Regions from separate parts of the Homo sapiens genome. Here region 2 is linked to region 1. A link is an interaction called in ENCODE POLR2A ChIA-PET data of the cell type or tissue named here. Cell type or tissue: GM12878. All regions are shown on one strand. Each heading gives the region's core, and the rest is flanking DNA. Links, peaks and the distances in the headings are about the cores only. Region 1 overlaps ZNF148 (zinc finger protein 148). Region 2 overlaps SLC12A8 (solute carrier family 12 member 8).

Evidence for each region. ChIA-PET counts read pairs that join two places held together with the same protein. Peaks named below come from ENCODE experiments on the same cell type or tissue, not always from the same donor. Only the 100,000 strongest peaks of a DNase experiment are listed, where the experiment ranks them.
Region 2: POLR2A ChIA-PET joins it to region 1 with 5 read pairs; 4 of 35 experiments call an interaction of 5 or more read pairs at or near these places.

The regions. Positions count from the first base shown.
Region 1 is chr3:125,365,622-125,368,541 of GRCh38, forward strand. The region is part of intron 1 of ZNF148 (zinc finger protein 148); the gene reads right to left. Among named protein-coding and RNA genes, the nearest start is that of ZNF148, 8.2 kb to the right of the region's middle. RefSeq lists an enhancer at 2,783-2,920. In GM12878, for the core only: no CTCF peak of the experiment used is centred there; no DNase peak of the experiment used is centred there.
Region 2 is chr3:125,177,491-125,180,410 of GRCh38, forward strand. SLC12A8 (solute carrier family 12 member 8) reads right to left here. Exons shown (of 14, transcript NM_024628.6): 5 at 253-484. Among named protein-coding and RNA genes, the nearest start is that of MIR5092, 27 kb to the left of the region's middle. In GM12878, for the core only: no CTCF peak of the experiment used is centred there; no DNase peak of the experiment used is centred there; H3K27ac peaks cover 799 bases.

The DNA.
Region 1 (2,920 bases), core at 101-2,600:
GCCCAGGCAACATGGTGAGACCACATCTCTACAAAAAAAATTGAAAATTAGCCAGGCGTGGTGGTACATGCCTGTGGTCCCAGGTACTCGGAAGGCTGAGGCAAGAGGATCACTTGAATCCACGAGGTAGAGGCTGCAGTGAGCTGCTGCGTTCACACAACTGCATTCCAGCCTGGGCAACAGATCAAGAGCCTCACGTTCGTTCATTCAATAATAAATAAATAAATAGCATATTTCTAGTCATCTTCCCCTCTTCCCTACCTCCAACTGCATTCCACTTCCATATTCTAATCCTACTGCTATCAAACTAATTCAAGCCCTTCTTAATATCTCCAGTAGCCACCTAACTGGTCTTTTTGTTTTCTAACTGGTCTTTTCACATACAATCTTACTCTACCACCACATTACCCGCAATCTACCCAGTAAGGTATAGCTATTGCCAGCTATCTAATATACGGTCCTTGGCTCAATTCTCTACTCAGAAAAGTTCAACAGCTATACACTAATGATTTCTGCTAACATACTTTAATCATATGTTAACATACTTTAATTCTCACATCCTCACCATAACCCTTGCCAGGAAAGTATGATTATCAATTTTATGAGAAAATGGAAACTCAGAAAGGAAATAATTCTCCATAATCATACAGTGGGTAAACAGAAGAGCCAAGACTAAAACCCAGCTTCTGTTTGCTTACCAAGCACAACACTACATCATATCAAATACAAACTACTTAGCTTAGCTTTCAAGGCCATCCATTTTCAACCCAACCCCAACTGACTCTCCTACCTTGTATTATACCTTATTCATGAACTCTCTGCGTTCCAAACTATAGATTGTGATTAATTATTTTGTCGGTCATGAAATCAGTTTAATGAGTGACAATCAGCTTTTTTTTCTTCCCCCTTGGCCAGCTTTTTTTCTTTTTAGTCAAACAAAATAGATAACATCCAACTGCACCTGCCACTGTTAAGGACAGTTACTGTATTATGAAACTTCTTGTTTTACCCACACACAAACATTCATACATGCATATATTAGATAGAAGTGTGACATGTATTTCTTACTATAGGTCATAGTTTAAAAATTAAAACCTAACTCACCATTCCCCACATCTCCTGGGCTTCTCACCTCCAAGCCTTTGCTTACGCTAATCTCTCAGGCAGGAATGCTCTCTTTCAGTAATCTTTGCCAATCAAAATCCTATCAATCCAAAACTTAAAAAAAAAAATCTTATCAATCCCTTCAAAGACTAGCTAAAATTCCACTTTTATGCCTTTAAAGTTCTGTCTCAGGTTTTCTCCTAATCAAATGCATTTTCTGCCTTTTAAATTCAGTAATATTTGGTATATTTGTGACTCACAGATATATTTGTGATTATAGTACAGGTATTTGTGCACAAGTCCAGCTGCCCTACCACAATATAAATCCCAAAGGTTTTATTCCTGACAGCAAAGCATTATATGCTTTTGCATATAACAAATGTGCATTATCTGTTAAATAAAGCTCATCCCATCATTTTCTGAAACCTTGTTATAAATCAACATAATTTAATAACTTCTACTATATTCCAAACTTCTGTTGACTCTTATCCTTCAAATAGCCTTACCATCTTCCTCCTCAAAACAGCCGTCTCAAATAATCCTCTTTACCCTCCATCTTCTCATGCTTTCCTCCAAAGATAGCCTGTCATATTTCAGTAATCTTTTCCCTCCTTCAGAATCATGCTTTCTATCAGATACCACCTTTCCTTCCCCATCTGCTTATCTTCTACCTTATTCCTAGTTCTCTAACACCGATACACATTGATCTATATTCTTTAAACAGATTTTTCTTTTCTTCATCATCTCTTTAACCAGATTTATTGAATTATTTCAATTCATTGCTAGTGCATATAGTTTGGCAGCCCTGTTAAGTCCTTTGTAGAAAAAGGCAGGTTATGAATAAATGAAAAAGAAACATAAAACATATAGACAATTCAGATCTCCTAAATTATCTCAAATATCTCATTCATTCATTCATTCATTCATTCAACAAGCTCGTGTCTACTGGACACATGCCCTCAGTTCTGTCTATTCTATTCCGTAATTCAGAAAGCAGCTTTGAGAAAAGCATGCAGGAAAATGCCAGGATAACAGGGCCAAGTTGACTCATGCTCTTCTCTCATGAAGGCCAAGTAATTTGTGGGGTACAGGCTCATAAAAGAACAACTAAAAGTTACACTATACGAAGACGGAAAACAGACCCCATAGTTGTTTCAGGGGGCTCAACATCTACCAACAAATGTGAATCTGAAAGGAACAAACCAGTAGGAGTAGCTAAAATGAAACAGGCAGAAAGCATTCAGACAAAAATAGATCCAGACTCTAGGTTCACTTTAGGGCTGCAAGAGGAATTTGGAGTCATTTAGTTCCTCTCTGAGATCCCTAAGGAATCTTTTCAAATATAAGTATGGTTCACTTAAATCATTTCACCAAACCTTAGCCAATGTTCATTTCTCCATTCCCTGAACTCCTACAGCACTTACTGTCTGTAAAACTCATTTGTGAACTTAAACTATCTTGCTCAAGGTAATAAAATTATTAACAAACATACTCAGAATTTATTTCATCTGAGAAAAATGAGTTTTTAAAAAATTTATTTACACATTCAAATCAGTATGGTCCTCTTTAAAATAAGTTACTTTGGAAGGCTACCACTTACTCATTTATTCACTCCATCCATCCAACCATCTGATGCACTCAACCAACATTTATGTAGTGCCTAACTAACTACATGTGAAGCTATCACCCCTGTTCAAAATATTTCCAACTTCCTCCTTGGGAGTGTTTTCAAAATCAGCTAATAAGTCAACCAAGAAAATTATTCCCGTTTCTGTGATTAACTGGATTTAAGGCAAAACTATTTTTCATTCACTCT
Region 2 (2,920 bases), core at 211-2,710, 190 kb before region 1:
ATATACATTAAAAAAAGAAAATAAAAGGACACATAGAAAATGTGCTAGGCGATGTCTGTGTGAAGAGGAGCTTCTAGCCTCATGAAGCTGCTCCAAGACACACCTGCTCACCTGATCCAGGAACAGCTCACACCAATTGTAGGTAAAGCCTATGGGGGTTAGGGGGAGATGGGGTGGGCAAACTCACACCTACAAACATCTCTAAAGCAGTGAAGATCCATAAGGCCACATACTGGACTCTGAAAGGCTTACCTGGGTCCAGGTGGGTGAAAGAACCCACCACAAAGTCCAGTGTGGACACGGCCAGCAGGAACAGCAACAGCAGCTGGAGGCGGATTATCCATTTGACACCTGCGAGGTTAATGCCCAGCAAGGCCAGAAGCACCGCAACTGAAATTCCTCGCACAGCCCAGATATTCCCGAGGCCCAGCAAATCCGAGATGGATTCAGCAAAGCCGGTGATATACATGGCACCTGCAACACACTGACATGCGATTCCAGGTAGAAGAGTCAGCAGGACAGAAAGCCATGGGCCCATGGGCAGAACCGCCCAGCGCTGAGAACCCTGCACCCCCATCGGACACACTCACTGGCACCAAGGCACAGTGCCTGGGACCAGTGCAGGGTTAAACCAGCCCTTCCCACCCGTGAACCTGCCTCAGGCCCCATTTCTACTTGTCTACATCTCAACTAAAGAATGAAGGAGGAACCCAAGCTGAGAGCTGGCTGTCAGTGATAACAAAGATGAAAAGACTATGGGAGGAAGAAGATGGGACACTGGGCTAAAGAGGCCTCCGGATTTCTCAGTCCGAGTTATTCAAGAACTAAATATAGAACAAGAACACACAGGGGGTCCCATCTACAGAGCCTTAAAAGGACACTGCAGTAAACCAGATTTTTCTTCATTTCTCTATAGGTCAGTATTATTTTTAAAATTATCTAAAACTTAGCAAAAAAAAAAGTGAGTGGCACGTCTTTTTCAACGTCATATGTGGCAAAGGCTACCCAAGGACTATCTAGGTGAATGTACTTCATTTTACTCACTATTTGCTGTTGATTAAATGCATTATATGCCCCAGATTTAATAAAGTTACATGTTACCTTATGGATTTTTTTCCAGTACAGATGCAAATAACTTCTGTCCAGTGGAACATATAACCCAAAAGATTAGGATTTGTTGTCCTGTAAGACATTAACTGATTTTCTATCTAACCCAGCAATCTTATCCTAACATTTATTTATTCAACTGCCTAGTTATGAATTTACTAATCTGACCTCTGTCCACCCAGCATCCTTTGCAGATGCTCTTTAACATCTTACTGGCTCCTCCATTAATTCATAAATTAAATAAAATCCCTGCTCCAGGTTAGGCTTCCTATGAGTATTTGTTATATAATCTTTTTTTAAAAAAATGAAATGAAATCCTTGGCACATGTTTTTCTTATATTTGCCTGAGAATCATGATTTTATCTTTTGGGAAATATTTGAAAGATCATTTCAAATTAAATTGTTGAAAATAACATCAGTCTCACTTTTCCTAATTCCTCAGCCTCAGCCTTCTTCTCTCCTCAGGTTTGTCCTTCACTGCCCCCAGGGCCAGCTGGTCACTCTAATCACTGTAGCCCTGCCCTTGCCATTCTCTGGGAACAAATTCTATTAGGGCCTCATTCGTTCAAGTCCCTCCTTTTCCATGAGGCCTCTCCTCAACCTCTTTTTCTGAATAAATAGTAAGCTAACTGCTAAGGCCATACAATTAATTATCTGGTTCCATATTCTATTATCATGTCATGAACGTAAGTTTGTCTCCCCACCCCACCACCAAGAATGCAAATATCTTAAAAAATTGTTTATGCTGATTGTACCTCTTCAAATACTTGCATTTGCTAAGTATGTTGCAAGCATTCAATAAATACTTTGTGATATGCTGATCATATAAAAGGTGCTCTGGGAAGCAGGCTCCATGAGTTCCAGCCATTTTGTGTAAAGGCAAAAGGGTAATACAACTTCTGGATTTGAAAGGAGCTTGTGAACAAGGCCCCATTCTTCAATGAGATCAGCTCACTTTGCAACTAGGCACATATCATGTTTGTCAGCATCCCCCAAATTTACACTTAGCTTAACAGTTATTCCAGCATCCCATAGTGGTAAACATTTCTGTCCATATTAGGATGAGGTGGAAAGCCCAAGAAATGTGAGGGAAATACAATCATTTCTGAGAGAGAGAGAGAGAGAGAGAGAGAGAAAGAGAAAGACAGAGAGACTAATGTTTTCCTGCATTCATCTCAGAACTCAAACTTCCTCTTTACTAAACACCAAGAGTGTGATGTGTGATAGTGACGTTATTTCATCAGTATTTGGCCAGGTCAACAGGACTCTTCATGGTCAAAATTATCTGAGCAAAATAAAAGTAAATAAAATAAATGACAAAAATGTAGCAATGGATACCATTTATATGGGCACCACTTTCCCAGGTACCTGATGTCTCTGACATGCAGAGGATGATGCCATGGGACCATCTGCATCCAAAGCTTCCAAACTGTTTTTTTTTTCCTAGCAGTAGAACAATTTGCTCACGCAATGTGAGCCAAGCTGTAAATGCTGCCTTTTGTTCCCAGTAACTCCAGTGGATCTCATCCTTCTGGTTTGTATCTAAAATTGCTTTTTAGCCCAAAGATGCCAGCAACAGGGGATGGGGCAGGGTAGGGGGTGGGGGAAGCTCCTCAGGAGGCTTGTAAGGGCATGGTGGTTAGGAGCATGAATTGCGAAGCCAAAATATCTAAGGCCAAATCCTGGCTGACTTGGGAAAGTGTTTTAACCCCTCCGTGAAATACAGATAATGATAGTAACCTTCAAAAGGTTACTGTGAGAACTAAATGAGATGATTTATGTAAAGACCTAGAACAATATCTGGCTCATAGAG